5 separate regions of the Homo sapiens genome follow, and all the other regions are linked to region 2. Evidence: chromatin contacts called from ENCODE Hi-C or POLR2A ChIA-PET data. All regions are on one chromosome and are shown on one strand. The core of a region is the stretch at or near the end of the contact, and the rest is flanking DNA. Distances in the headings are between cores, read along the strand shown. Region 1 overlaps SP100 (SP100 nuclear antigen). Region 2 has its middle 40 kb from the start of LINC01907. Region 3 overlaps SP100 (SP100 nuclear antigen). Region 4 overlaps GCSIR (GPR55 cis regulatory suppressor of immune response RNA). Region 5 holds the start of ITM2C (integral membrane protein 2C).

What was found. Hi-C counts contacts between places; a loop is a spot of excess contacts on that map. ChIA-PET counts read pairs that join two places held with the same protein, here RNA polymerase II (POLR2A). Pooled maps may share reads with other maps.
Region 1: a loop to region 2 is called in a map with no recorded cell type, with 3 times the contacts of the local background. The contact joins two enhancer-like sites. A Hi-C loop is called at or near these places in 1 of 168 maps with a recorded cell type or tissue (GM12878), 8 of 37 single-sample maps with no recorded cell type and 9 of 50 pooled maps. POLR2A ChIA-PET finds 5 or more read pairs at or near these places in 1 of 52 experiments (GM12878).
Region 3: a loop to region 2 is called in a pooled map, with 7 times the contacts of the local background. The contact joins two enhancer-like sites. A Hi-C loop is called at or near these places in 1 of 37 single-sample maps with no recorded cell type and 8 of 50 pooled maps. POLR2A ChIA-PET finds 5 or more read pairs at or near these places in 4 of 52 experiments (GM10248, GM12878, RWPE1 and 1 more).
Region 4: a pooled map shows a loop between it and region 2 (2.6-fold over the local background). The contact joins two enhancer-like sites. A Hi-C loop is called at or near these places in 6 of 50 pooled maps. POLR2A ChIA-PET finds 5 or more read pairs at or near these places in 2 of 52 experiments (GM12878 and activated CD4-positive, alpha-beta T cell).
Region 5: a pooled map shows a loop between it and region 2 (2.0-fold over the local background). The contact joins the promoter of ITM2C here to the enhancer-like site in region 2. A Hi-C loop is called at or near these places in 17 of 37 single-sample maps with no recorded cell type and 5 of 50 pooled maps. POLR2A ChIA-PET finds 5 or more read pairs at or near these places in 4 of 52 experiments (PC-9, activated B cell, activated CD4-positive, alpha-beta T cell and 1 more).

Annotation. Positions count from the first base shown.
Region 1 is chr2:230,440,311-230,443,010 of GRCh38, forward strand. It overlaps SP100 (SP100 nuclear antigen), which reads left to right. Exons shown (of 29, transcript NM_001080391.2): 3 at 2,627-2,700. It overlaps LOC101928816 (a long non-coding RNA gene), which reads right to left. Exons shown (of 4, transcript XR_427235.4): 4 at 1,125-2,700. Among named protein-coding and RNA genes, the nearest start is that of SP100, 25 kb to the left of the region's middle. Within about 2 kb of position 1,406, at least 10 of the 41 ENCODE cell types and tissues checked have a DNase peak (open chromatin) inside an H3K27ac peak, as active enhancers do; they include GM12878, where a contact is called at or near this core.
Region 2 is chr2:230,659,306-230,662,005 of GRCh38, forward strand. No RefSeq gene overlaps it. Among named protein-coding and RNA genes, the nearest start is that of LINC01907, 40 kb to the right of the region's middle. RefSeq lists a cis regulatory region at 1-447 and enhancers at 1-134, 769-1,325. Within about 2 kb of position 1,451, at least 18 of the 41 ENCODE cell types and tissues checked have a DNase peak (open chromatin) inside an H3K27ac peak, as active enhancers do; they include GM12878, where a contact is called at or near this core.
Region 3 is chr2:230,472,296-230,474,995 of GRCh38, forward strand. It overlaps SP100 (SP100 nuclear antigen), which reads left to right. Exons shown (of 29, transcript NM_001080391.2): 16 at 1,029-1,145; 17 at 2,099-2,152. All of the region lies in intron 3 of LOC101928816 (a long non-coding RNA gene), which reads right to left. Among named protein-coding and RNA genes, the nearest start is that of SP100, 57 kb to the left of the region's middle. Within about 2 kb of position 1,261, at least 7 of the 41 ENCODE cell types and tissues checked have a DNase peak (open chromatin) inside an H3K27ac peak, as active enhancers do; they include GM12878, where a contact is called at or near this core.
Region 4 is chr2:230,894,333-230,897,032 of GRCh38, forward strand. GCSIR (GPR55 cis regulatory suppressor of immune response RNA) reads left to right here. Exons shown (of 4, transcript NR_038238.1): 2 at 1,066-1,273; 3 at 1,627-2,700. Among named protein-coding and RNA genes, the nearest start is that of GCSIR, 9.1 kb to the left of the region's middle. Within about 2 kb of position 1,404, at least 5 of the 41 ENCODE cell types and tissues checked have a DNase peak (open chromatin) inside an H3K27ac peak, as active enhancers do.
Region 5 is chr2:230,863,497-230,866,196 of GRCh38, forward strand. ITM2C (integral membrane protein 2C) reads left to right here and starts at 1,446. Exons shown (of 6, transcript NM_030926.6): 1 at 1,446-1,649. The coding sequence starts at 1,530. RefSeq lists enhancers at 130-788, 1,447-2,105, 2,106-2,700 and silencers at 1,196-1,565, 1,666-1,755, 2,546-2,645.

The DNA of each region.
Region 1 (2,700 bases), core at 156-2,655, 220 kb before region 2:
CATAAATTCATGGTTAATATGTTTCAAACCAATTATATTTTCATATAATAGTAATAAGGAATTTGAAAAGCATTATCATTTAAAGTAACACCAAAACAATAAAATAACTAGGAATAAATTTATTATTTTTTAAATTTAATTAAATTAAATTTTTTATTTCAATAGGTTTTTGGAGAGGAATAAATTTAATGAAAGATGTACATGACTTCTAAAAACTATAAGCAGTGCTGGGTAAAATTAAACACATGTAAGTAAATGGAGAGATATACAATGTTAACAGATTGGAAGCTCAATGTTGTTGTCATCTCCCCCAAATTTATCTGTAGCTTCAATTCAAATCCAAAAAAAAGTCCTAAAGTTTTTTCTTGAAGAAATTGACAAACTGATTTGAAAAGATAATGTATAAAAGCAAAGAATCTAGAAAATCCAAGCCAATCTTTTCTAATTGACTTCAAGACTTTTGTTAAGCCATGATATTTAAGGCAAAATCTTACCAGCATAAGGGTAGACAAATAGATCAATGGTATAGCATAGAAAGTACATATATAAACCCATGCTAATATTGTAAATTGTTTTTTGAATATTTTCATGACCTTGGAGTAGGCAAATATTTCTTAGATAGTACACTAAAGTCATTAATTATAAAAGAAAAAAAAATAAATTGGATTTCATCAAAATTACAGATTTCTTCCCATCAAAAGACATGATTAAGAAAATGAAAGAGAAGCTACAGACTGGGTGAAAATATTCACCATACATAAATCAGACAAAACACTTCTATCCATAATATATTTAAAAAATGCCTACCCATCAATAAGTAAAATTGAATAATATAAATGGGCCAAAGACTTGAACAGACACTTTACAAAAAATAAATTGCCAATTAACACATGAAAATGTGCTTGACATCATTTTATCATTAAAGAAATACAAATTAAAACGAAAATGACATATCACATCACACACACTGGAATGGCTAAAACTAGAAAGGCTATCTCTGATAGTCTTTGAAAAACAGTTTGGCAGGTTCTTAAATGGTTAAATGTACTCTTACACAATGACCAAGCAATTCCACTGCTACATATTTATGCAAGATAAGTGAAAACATCTTGCCACAAAAAGACTTGTACAAGAGCAGCAATTTTATTTATACTAGTCTCAAAGTGGAATCAACTCCAATGACCATGAACAGAAAACTGAATAAGCAGATTGTGGTATATTCACACAATGGAATGCCACTCAACAACAAAAATGAACAAACTACTGTTCAACACATCAACATGAATGATAAGCAAAAGAAGGCAGACACAAAAGCATATATACCTTTTATCCCATTTATACAAAATCCAGTAGCGGGCAGTATTAAGATACGATGGAAAAAATGACAGCAGTGGTTGCCCTGAGAGACTGCCTGGTTGCATATGGTCAGGATGTGGGTTGACGGGCAGGGCACACACTGTTCTGTTCATTTCTCAAATAACACATCAGTTTTTGGCTCTGTGTCTCCCTTCAAATCTCCATTGTTTCTTACAAATTCTGTAGGGCACCATGATTCCTAACCTCTGAAAGCATCCATCCCCTATCTGCTATTGCAACTAGCACTTTTCTGACCACTTTTCACCTTCAAGATTTTACTTGAAATCTCTTATCTGCTCATTGTCCTCTGCCATTCTCTTTGTCATTGTGAATCTAATTCCTTTGTTATCATTTTAGTGATCTTTAACCAGAAACTTTTTTTACAGAAATTCAAAACAATAATGTAACATTATTGTTTCCTGCCTCATGTTAGATACTGGACAGTGCCAATAATTCTCTTCTAGTTGGGAAGGAAGGGCTCATAAATTTTCATAATATTAAGAAATACTGAGATGTTGACTAAAACATTATCAGAGCAATAAAGTAATCAACTAAGAACCAGAATTAGAGATTCAACTTTAAAATTACTTTCATAGGAAACGGCAACAATTTCTGAAATTCAGATGCCTAAAATGATTCACCATATATAGCAATAATACAGAGAGATTGATATTAATACAAAGTAGAATCAGGCATTCTAGGAGATATCATTCATATTCTCATGAAATTCTCAATAATGTGGTCTCATTATTATTATTAAACTGCATTGTATTATTTGTGAATTAATGATGTAGGATTATATTTCTTTCTTAACAGCTACAGATTAGAGAAGGACATGTTATTTTCATCTTTCTCAGATTTGTTTTCTCTCAGTTGATTAAGATGCATATTCAAGGTTAGATTTTATTTTTATTCCATTGTTTTTCATTTCTCTGTGGATGACCTGTTTATTCCACCTAGATTCTGTAGGAATTTAATTTTTATTTCAAAAAATATTCCATATATGGTTAGGTGAAGGTATCTTTACAATGGCTTTGTTCAGTTTAGACAGAACTTTTTCAGTCCTCTATATTAGTTTTTCACAACCTCCATTTCTTCTATTACATCTTTTTTGTTGCTTCAATTGCATTTATTCTGGCCTCTACTGAGGACCACCTAATTTATATATGTTCATTCTTTGTAGCTTGTCCTTTATATGTAAACTCTTACAGCCTCCACAAACATCTCAGAATCTTGATGACCATTTTCACATGGTGTCCTTTTTCCCTAGGATGTTCACGGAAGACCAGGGTGTAGATGACAGGCTGCTCTATGACATTGTATTCAAGCACTTCAAAAGAAATA
Region 2 (2,700 bases), core at 201-2,700:
GCTTTAATTTCTAGAACTGTGGAGTCATTCAGAAAATGAGAAGAAGAGTGTTGGGTGTCTGATAAGTGAAGATAAGGGCTCAGAGGGATTGCAGGTCGTGGGGTGCGGAGGGGTGGAAGGGAAGACAGTTATGCTAATTTTTCTAAAGAAGAGCCTAGACATCAGCCCATACATAGGATCAGCTGTGGTTAGGAGGCAGCGCCTTACCAAAACCTGCAGGAACAGCCCCCTCCTCCGTCACTCTGTGCCAAGCCCAGCCCCTGTGGCTGCAGCTTGAGAAGCCCCTGATGTGCTCTCAGAGGCATTTCCCCTGGCGCAGTGGCTGGTGGGCACCTGGAACAGGAGCCCTGCAGCTTCCCCAGACTCAAGCAGGCAGTCACGGCCTTGTGCAGCCTCGACATGGCCTCTGGCTTCTCAACAAGGCCCCCAGTCCATCTGCCTCTGTGCCCGGCCTGCTGACACACCACTGCCCTCGTTCTATGCCAAGCACCTTCCAGTGTGCCACCCAGGGACCGGTGGCAGGAAGCAGGCTCCTAACAGACATGGATTGGGCTCCTGGGCACAATTACTCTACTTCTTTTTTTTTTGAGACGGAGTCTTGCTCCGTCACCAGGCTGGAGTGCAGTGGCGTGATCTCAGCTCACTGCAACCTCCGCTTCCCAGGTTCAAGCAATTCTCCTGCCTCAGCCACCCGAGTAGCTGCGATTACAGGCACGTGCCACTGTGCCCAGCTAATTTTTTTGTATTTTTAGCAGAGACAGGGTTTCACCATGTTGGTCAGACTGGTCTCGATCTTGTGACCTCGTGATCCACCCTCCTCGGCCTCCCAAAGTGCTGGGATTACAGGCGTGAGCCACCGCGCCTGGCCCACTTACTCTACTTCTGCACCCCCCACCCTGCACATAAGGAGGGTACATCAGACCCAGAGGATGGCAACCCCCCCAGACTCAGAGGCCACAGGGAAGGGCCTGCGCTGGCCCACCTTCACCTCGATGCTGACTCGCAGAGCTCCGGGAATGTGGACCAGCAGGGAAGGAAAAGGTTCCCAGATAGACTCCGGAAACAGAGCTCACATGACCCCCCTGGGACTCTCTCGTCCCCGCACTGTCCCTGCCAAGGAAAGGACAAGGCCTTGGGCCAGTCTTCTGCAGGAGGTGTCCTGGACAGGCAGTTCCCAACCCACGTGTACAGGCAGTGGCTTCAGATTTGTCTCTGGGCTGTGCTTGTTCCTCTAGGAAGGGCCCCAGCAATTCCAGCCCCAGGGAAATTTTCTCTCCTTCTTCTGGTGTGGATCAGCCAGGGCATTTCACAACCAGCTACAGATGACAAAGAACTGGTAACAGGGCCACCTCCCGTGCCCTGGTCTGGGTGTCCCGGTGAAACTGAATGAAATGAACAGCAGGTGGCCGGGGTCAAACACCAAGTTAAACAGAAGGGGACAATCTCAGCTCCCAGGCAGAGACCACGGGTGGGGGAGGGAGAGCGGGCAGGAGGTTACAGACCACGTGAATAAGAGTTCAGATCTTTGTGGTACTGGTTGGCAGTTTCCGTTCTTACACCCCAGCTTCCTTCCTGATTCTCTGCCCAGCACAAGGGGATTGGGGAACATGTCCAGCCAACTATAGCCAAAGGCAGCACAGGGCAAGGTATACAGTCAGTGCCAGTTAATGGTTAAGACAGCCAGCATATCAGGCATTGCAGTGAGCCGAGATTGCACCACTGTACTCCAGCCTGGGCAACAGAATGAGACTCCATCTCAAAAAAAAAAAAAAAAAAGAAATAGACAGCCAGCATAGGAGTCAGACAGGATCCCAACTCCACACTTGAACTCTCTAAGCCTCGGTTTCCTCATCTGTAAAATAGTGATAACATTGAAGACCATCTCACAGGGATGCCAAGAAAATTAAATGAGAAACTCTATGGAATGCACTTAGGACAGGGCCTGGCACATAGTAGGACCTCAATAAATATTAGCCATACTATCAACTTGACTGAGAATGGTAGTTGAAGAACCAGTGGGCTCCACACAATCTCATATTAGAGAATCTGACTCTCCAGGCAGGCGTGAGAGTCAGTGCATGATGATTAAATCCTTTGAGGCACACGGGGGAAATGTGTCCTGCCTAGGGCTGTCTTACTTCTCTTCCTCACCCCTGTTGGCCTCAGTATCTGGAACTGCACCATAGAGATGAGTCCCTTTGGGTAGTGCCAGGCAGCGACTCAGATCCCAGGGTTCCAAATAGAGACACAGGGGCACTGCTGTACTGGGGGCATGGAGGGCTATAGCATGGGCCGGCTTAGGGGTGTGGTTTGAGCACCCCAGTTCCCCATAGGCCTGATTCCCCACAGAGCTCAGATGTAGAAGGGCCTGGCAGATCGGGCAACCAAAGCTCCTTTCCCTAACCTCACAAGGTCCAGAACCCCAAGATTTAGACTTTCTTCCTTTCCCCAGCCCCCTTATCACCACTTCCTGGCACTCAGCTCCTGCATCTGAGAAATGAGTATGGTACCAGGGTTGTGGTTAGGCTCAAATGAGCAACCCATGCAAAATCCTTTGAACCGAGCTAGACATAGGTGTGGTATTAGTTTGATAGGGCTGCCATTACCTAGATCCACAGACCGGGTGCCTTAAGCAACAGAAGTATACTTCCTCATGATTCTGGAGGCTGGAAGTCTGAGATCCAGGTGTTGACAGGGTTG
Region 3 (2,700 bases), core at 11-2,510, 190 kb before region 2:
CAGGCAGCTGTAGCTCCAGCTACTCAGGAGGCTGAGGCAGGAGAATGGCGTGAACCTTGGAGGCAGGTCTTGCAGTGAACCAAGATCGCACCACTGCACTCCAGCCTGGGCGATCGAGCAAGACTCCGTCTCAAAAAAAAAAAAAAAAAAAAAAAAAGTCAAGACAAGATTCAGAGAAACAAGCTAGAAGAGAGAATAGAAGGAGGAAGTGATAGTAGAAAGAAGTTCACCTCAATAATAAAACTAGATCTAAAGATATAAACAGAAAAACAGGTGGAATGAGATACATTCAAAGGGTGATGAGTGGTGTAAAAAATTAGGTACAACAAGAAGTATGTAGAGAAAGAATTAAAAGATGAGAGAAAAATGGAGGCAAGAAGGGGGAAGTGTAAATGGGAGAGAAGAGAATGATGGAGAAATTGTAGGATCTGAAATGACCATGAGATAAAAGCAACTTTAGCACAAGGCATGATTCACAATAGCAGTAAGTTTTCAGAATAAGGTGTCCCCTGGCCCCTCTGACTCACCCAGATTAAAAAAGGCCTCACCCAGGCATTTCATCCACTCCTGTGATTTCAGTCACCACCCACAACCTCATGATTCCTACATGTGTATCTCCAGCCAGCCCTGTCTTCTAAACTCATTCATCCAAGTGTCAGAAGGCTCCTGTTGGAGATTCTGAAGGCCTTAGACTTCACCACTTGGATGTTACTCAAGACCTTCAAACTTAACACCTCCAAAACTGAGCACATCATCTTTTTCCCTAAAACCAGCCTTTGCTCCTCCAGTGTTCTTCATCACTGAAACAAACTATTAATTGACCCTTTATTTCAAGATGAAATTCTCAGGGTTATTTATGAACAGAAGGGAAAAATACAGTGAGGAACCACAAAAGAAAAAGAGATTTCAGATGTAGAGCCCATCCCTTAATTTAGCTGTGGGGAGTGGGCAGTCACTAATGTTGGGGGGAAGGAGAATCTTTGAAGGGGAGTGGGCACAAATAAAAATGTTTACAAATCACAATTTAGGATCACAGCCACAAGAACCTGAAAATAAGAAGTGCTCCTGTGTCATGTGTTTTCCAAAAGGTGTGCCAAGAAGCCAAGAAGCAAGGACTGAAAGTAGTCAAGCATCTGACATGATGGGTAAGGCTACCCTAGGGTCTTGGGATGGAAGTGGCTCAGTGGATATCACAGACACTGGGTAGGGATGTGGGAAGTGATCAGAGTTGAAGCAAAGCATGAAACAGCCTCTGGATCACCAACAGGAAGTGGGCCCACAGGCCCCAAGCTTCAGAATTTCAAAAGTCTGAAATCATAGTCCCGGTTTCCTGCTGCACTTGACTGTGAGCAGACTGTGACAAAGAACAGGTTTGGTGCCGCCAGAATCCTGTTCTCTACATTTGCTTAACCCGACCCTTTTGGGAACTGCAGGGAGGCAAGAGATCATTATAAAGCCATATTTAACAGAATGGGCTCTCTTGGTTAGGTGGTAAAAAAATACACTGGTAAACATAGTAGTATCTCACTATATTAGCATATCAATAGTAAAGTGTTGAATTTATAAAGCGAGTTCCATCCTTGTTCTTGAAAAAAAAAAAAAGAAAACATGTTCTTCCACTCACAGGTAATAGTGTCATTTTGTCACAACTTTGGAAAGGCCTAAAAAGACAAATAGTCCTGCTACCTGTCAGGAAAGAAAAATCAGATACCTACTCTTATGCTAAAAATACATTGTTTTGAAAGATATCCTCTGGACTGTTATTGATTTATATAGTGATTTCCTATTAACTCTTGCAAGTAAGATATTTAATATTCATAAAAATTTTAAAGCTGAACAGGATAACCGTTGCTGTCCCTGTTTCATAAATGAGGAAATTGGTGCATAAAAGTAATGAAGAGCTGTTTCAAAGTCTCAGAGAACTAGACGAAGACCTTAGACATCAATTCAGTGTCTGTTTCCTTTGGAAGGAAGACAGATAAATTATACTCAGAATATTGTTATAAACGCAAGCCTTCCATGCAGTGTGAATTGTCATAAGATTTATAAATTTTACTTATAAATTACAGTTCTCTGACCACTACCTGTCACTTTCTAGATACCATGGATGTTGAAAACAATTCTACTTTGGAAAAACACAGTGGGAAAAGAAGTAAGAACAAATAAGAATTTACTTAATTTTTATGTTACAAATGAACTATTTTTTAATGCTAAGGTTTATTATCATCATTTTCTTTTTTCAACTTTTATTATAGATTAAAGGGTGCATTTGCAGGTTTGTTACATGGGTAAATTGTGTGATGCTGAGGCTTGGTGTCCCAAAAATCCCATCACCCAGGCAGTAAGCATAGTACCCAACAGATGGTTCTTCAGCCCATGCCACCCTCTCCCCCTGCCCCATCTAGTGGTCCCCAGTGTCTCTTGTTCTCATCTTCACATTTATGTGTATTCGATGTTTAGCTTCCACTTGTAAGTAAGAACATGCAGTATTTGGTTTTCTGTTCTTGCATTAAGTTGCTTAGGATAATGGCCTCCGCTCCATCCATGTTGCTGCGAAGGGTGTGATTTCATTCTTTTTATGGCTGCATAGTATTTCATGGTGTATATGTGTGCCACATTTTCTTTATCCAATTCACTGTTGATGGGCAACTAGATTGGTTCCGTGTCTTTGCTTTTGTGAATAGCACTATAAGGAACATA
Region 4 (2,700 bases), core at 154-2,653, 230 kb after region 2:
CACACACGGTCCCCCGCTCCTTGGGGTCTTGGGTGCACGGCAGGTGCAAACACCCCACACCACGTGCCCCGAGGCTGGGAGCCGTGAAGACACCCCCCACCACTTCCACTTCCGTTTCTGCACAGAAGGTGGTGTCACAGTTTTCCAAACTGTTAAGAGAATTTCTTTTGTGCATGACATTGTTCAGCTCACCCAGGCTGCAGCCTGGGACGGAACCAAAACAGAAGTGAGTAAGGAGAAGTGAGTCAGTCATGCATTCAACACATATTCTTGAGCCCCGTTATGTTCCGGGCCCTGTTGGGGACTGGGGACAGAGAGGAGCAGCATGCTGCCCCTGTCCTCTAGGAGCTCACAGACCTGCTATCCCCAAGATGGGCCACACTCTTCTGCCTCTTTGTCTGGGTAGACCTGATGTCTAGACCAAGACATAAAACGGGCTTTTGGAGCATTGCTGCGGAGCCTGCAGGGTGGTGGGCCTTGGGCAGGGTGGTGGGCCCTGGGCTGTGTGCTGGGCATGGAAAGGCGAACAAGAAACGAACCCTACTCTCGCAAGGCTGATGGTCTAGTCGGGTAGAAGAAGAAACTGGAAGTTATTGGACAGTGCGCTAAGTGTTAGGATGGGGGAGTTCCAGGGCACTGTGGGGACAGGTATACCCAGACCAACCAAGCAAACAAGGGGACTTATGTGTTTAATTCATATTAAATGTCATACTAGGCCGGGCGTGGTGGCTCACACCTGTAATCCCAGAACTTTGGGAGTCCAAGATGGGTGGATCACAAGGTCAGGAGTTCAAGATCAGCCTGGCCAAGATGGTGAAACCCCGTCTCTACTAAAAATACAAAAAATTAGCTGGGTGTGGGACAGGCGCCTGTAATCCCAGCTACTCGGGAGGCTGAGGCAGTGAATTGCTTGAACCTGGGAGGCAGAGGTTGCAGTGAGCCGAGATAGAGCCACTGCACTCCAGCCTGGGTGACAGAGGGAGACTCCATCTCAAAATAAAGAAATAAATAAGTAAATAAATAAATAAATGTCATACTGTGCCACCAAGGCCAATGTCTTCACAGGTTTTTTGACCTTGGCAATGTTCCCGTCAGACTGCAGAAGAATTGACTATTCCCGTTCAGGTAGATGATGACCGGCCCCATAAACAGCCACCAAGGGTCACCCTCTCCCTCCCCAGCCCTGAAGGCCAAGAAATGGGACTGGGCTCCTTGGATTTATGACCTTCTGGCTCCTGCAGAGAGAGGAGGACTGGGGCTTGACAAGGACACGGTAAGCTGGACAGACTCCTGCACGGTGTAGGCTTGAGGCCACATTCCTCGTCCCTCTCTGGCTGGGGGCTGGGGCTGGGTGGACATGGTTCCTCCGTGATGTTCTGCCACCCAGCAGCTTGCCACCCTCTCCAGGTCCTTTGGCAAAATTTCAAACCACGCTGATTGACCTTGGAGCTCCACCCACATCCACACCCTTGGCTGTGTCAGAAACTCCACTACAGGCAAGAAAACAAGGGAACTGGGGTTTATGACTTCTGTTCAGCTTCATTAAATATTTGCTGAGCAACTTTTAGAGGAGTTTTCTGGATTCCACAGAGGGGACTAACTAATTCCACCTCTTCCTTTTAGCAGGGGCTAAGGACTGTCCTTGGATCTCAGTAGGACAGCTGACCTTCCCTCCACCCAATGACTGCTCCAGTCTGATCGTTCCTGGCCACCTGATAATCTCTTTGTGCAAACACCAGGAAGCCCTGGTTAGAGGTGTGGACACCAGGTGTTCTTGAGGAGGACAGTGGTGACTCAGTTTTATCTGACCCCATGCTCTCAAGTTCCTTTTCTGTGAGACACTTCTTATGTGCTACTTTGGACCCTCTCACTTATCTGTGGGCCATTGGCCACTGGCCCCAGCCACAGCTGAGACCACCAACTCTGCATGGACTCAGACAGGCTTCACCCAGGCACACCCAGCAGCCCCTGCCTCAGGTCCCAGCTATGCACCCCTTAGGCTTGCCTGGATACTAGGATGGGAGACACTGCATCCATCCATCCACGACCAGCAAGTAGAGGCAATTAATACCCTTCAGGCGACCCAACGCGAGCTGGGAGCCTGTGCACAAATTATTCTCCTTTTCTCCCAAAAGGATTGTGCCGAGAAACATTTGTGCAGCTTCCCGGAGGATGGCCCTTGGGGTCGAGCAAGCAGTTATGTTTGTTACCAAGCCTCGGCCAGCTCCATAACACACCCTGGAGTTGGCACCACTTCCTTCCCAGCTACACTCCCCTTTCTCTCACACCTGCTCCCTGGGGTCACCTCCCTACCAAAGGAGGGGCACAGGAGCCTTTGTTTCCCGCTCTGCTTTCCAAGAAACCCAAACCAAGCCATGCTGAGTTCCTTCCAGAGCTCCACTTCCACTTCACGGGATCCTCTTAGTACCACAGTCAGCACCCAACATGCCTCTGAGATGGGCGTGTGATCCTGACTGGCCAGTCGGCGCCTTATTTCTCTGGCCACAGAACTTGGCTCAGGAGATGACATGTGACCAATCCGAATTTTCCCTGGGGACTGATACGTGGACACCAGGGACCTCGTGCACCAGTAAGGTCGCTGCCTTCCTTCTCTGCCAGAGATGATTCTGTCTCATCCAATCAAGACTTGAGTGGACTCCAGCTTCCCAGAAAGCCTTTCTCCATCATCCCAGCCCCACG
Region 5 (2,700 bases), core at 196-2,695, 200 kb after region 2:
CAGGGGTGCTTGGAAAACACTGAGTGAAGGAATGCATGTTGGGGGTGTGGCCTAAGCAAGACGTGGAGCTTGCCTTCTCCAGACACCAGGTTTCCCATGGGATCTGGAGCAGGTGATGAGCGGTAGTCCATAACACCTTCCTCTCTGGCTCTGTGCCAAACCAGATTCCTCCTCGTCTCCTCCAAACCATCTGTCTTCTTCCACCTCCCCATTCCCTCCCCCCAGTTCCCCAGGCTGGTGGCCTTAGCATCAGTTAGACTTTCTTCTTTCCCCACCTGTCTGTCCTCAAGGTTGCTAGGTTCATCCAAGATCTGAGCCAAGAGGTCCGGGTCTGGGACGTGGGCGCTAAGGGCCCAAGGCAGCTGCAAAAGACCTGAAAGGTGAGAAGAGAGATCAGTGGAGGACCCCGGACTGTCCTCAAGAAGCGGACGGACTCCCCTGCCCTCCACTGGCAGCCCAACAGCAGAACCAAAGCGGACCACTCAGCACAACCTGTGTGTGTTGCTGGGCGCTGTCCCTGGCCCAGTCTGGACCAGGAGCAAAGAGGAAAGATTCAGGGCGTTAGTGCCAAGAGCAGCCATCCCAGCAACAGAAGCCCCTGCTTCCCCAGTACCCGTGATACTTGGGAGGAGCAGAGTCTTGAGTGGAACCCGAGCCTCTGACACCCGCCCTGGGGGTCTTCCCTCCACTCTCGCCAGGGTCCTCCTGGATGAGTGAGACAAGGGCAGTTCAGGAGGTCACCCAATAACTGAGGTCGCAGCAACACGAAGGAGCCAGGGAGCAGGGGCGGCCTTCCCTTCTCCACTCCAGGCGGCTCCAGCGTGCACCCCAGGACCCCCCAGGAAGGTTTTGCAGGAATAAAGAATGAAGGCAGAAGCAAGATGGAGGATGAAGGAGGCGTGGATGGCTTCAGAAGGCAAGACGGAGGCAGCAGTTTGGCGCCTGTCTCAAAGCCTCCTCCCCGCGCCAAGGACAGGTCGGAGGAGGGGGGCGTGGGGACAGGTAGAGCGGAGGCTCCAGCGTTTCTAAAGGGGAAGACCTGAAGTGGGGCAGGAGAGACGGGTGAGTTGTCTGGAAGCTGCATTTGCCTGGCAAACACTGGGTTAACAAAGACTTGCGTTGCGGGGATGCTGGCCTTGGACAGGGAATGCGAAGGGATTATGCTACGGAGAACGGATCCGAGCGTGACGGCTGAATGAATGAGTGAGCGAGTGAGTGAGTGAGTGAGTGAGCGAGCGAGTGAGTGACTGTGCGAGCGAGCGGCAGAAGGAACTCCGACCCGCCCCAGGTGCGGAGCGGCGCGCCCGGCAGGGGTCACTGCGGGCCCCGCGGGCGGGAAGGGGGCGCAGGCGCGGCGGGCGCCGGGGCCCTCCCGCGGGGACGGGGCGGGGAGGGCTGGGGGTGGGGTTAGAGAGAGGGACGCGAGCGGGATCCAAACTTCCGGTGCCTGCAGAGCTCGGAGCGGCGGAGGCAGAGACCGAGGCTGCACCGGCAGAGGCTGCGGGGCGGACGCGCGGGCCGGCGCAGCCATGGTGAAGATTAGCTTCCAGCCCGCCGTGGCTGGCATCAAGGGCGACAAGGCTGACAAGGCGTCGGCGTCGGCCCCTGCGCCGGCCTCGGCCACCGAGATCCTGCTGACGCCGGCTAGGGTGAGAGGGTCTGGGGCTCAGGCGGTGGGGCGGGGGACCCAGGCTCACGACCCAGGCGCGCCCCGTCGGCCCTGGGGACTGCCCGAGGCGCGTCAGGGCCCCAGAGCCCGGGGTGGAGCAGGGTTGGGAAGTCTCGAATGGTTGCTTATCCCAGAATGAGGAGGGGGCTTAAGTCCCGTACTAAAGCGGCAGCCAAAAGCTGAAGTCCGAAGAGTGGGAGGCGTCTGGTTCTGGTCTTCAGGTGGAGAAGTGCTCGAGGTCTCTTCCAAAAGTGGGGGCCCCCTCGCCGCCTTATAGGGGGAGGGGGCTGGTCCGAAGAAGTTCGAGGAATGTTGGTGGGGGGGTACGCGTCTGGTTCCAATCAACTGGGAAAGCCGCGAGTCGAGTCCCCAGGTGGGGGATGGGAGGAGGGTTAGACGTAGTTTTTCCAAAGTAGGGCGGTGGGACCTGATTGGCTGGGGAATTGGGGGTGGGGGGGTCTGGTACCAACGAAGAGGGTGGGGCCGTTGATTTCCTCCGAAATTGGGGGCTGCGAGGGACAGAGGATGTGCTGCTGGCCTGCACCGGAATTGACAGACCAGAAAGTGATGAAATGGAAATCAGCCAGAACCGACGGCGCTGCGGCCTCTGGACGTCGGGGGTCCGAGGCCGGGTGCCCCCTTCCCACCCCACGCCCTGCCGTCTGGGCCTCCCTGCTCCCCTCTCTTTTCTCCATTCCCAGCCTCTCGCTGGGCTGTCCCCCGACCCCACGGGGAGGGCTCCCAACTGCCCCAGTGCCCTTGCATCCTGGGTCCCCGGGCTCTGTGCGCGTTCCCCCACCCCTGTCATCCCCCTCCCCTACCCCGGCTTCCTCCACTTTCCCTCTGGCCGGGGGGGAGAGAAGGCATTTCCGCCGTGGAAAACTGTCTGAGCTGCGTGCCTTGTGTCCGGGAAGGGCCCGCAGGGGGCAGAACGCGTGGCGGGCAGGGACAGGGAGGGAGGGAGAGCTGGCCCAGCCAGGTTTTATTGTGCCTGGCAAAGGTGTCTACGTGGGCGCCGCCCCCAGCGGTCT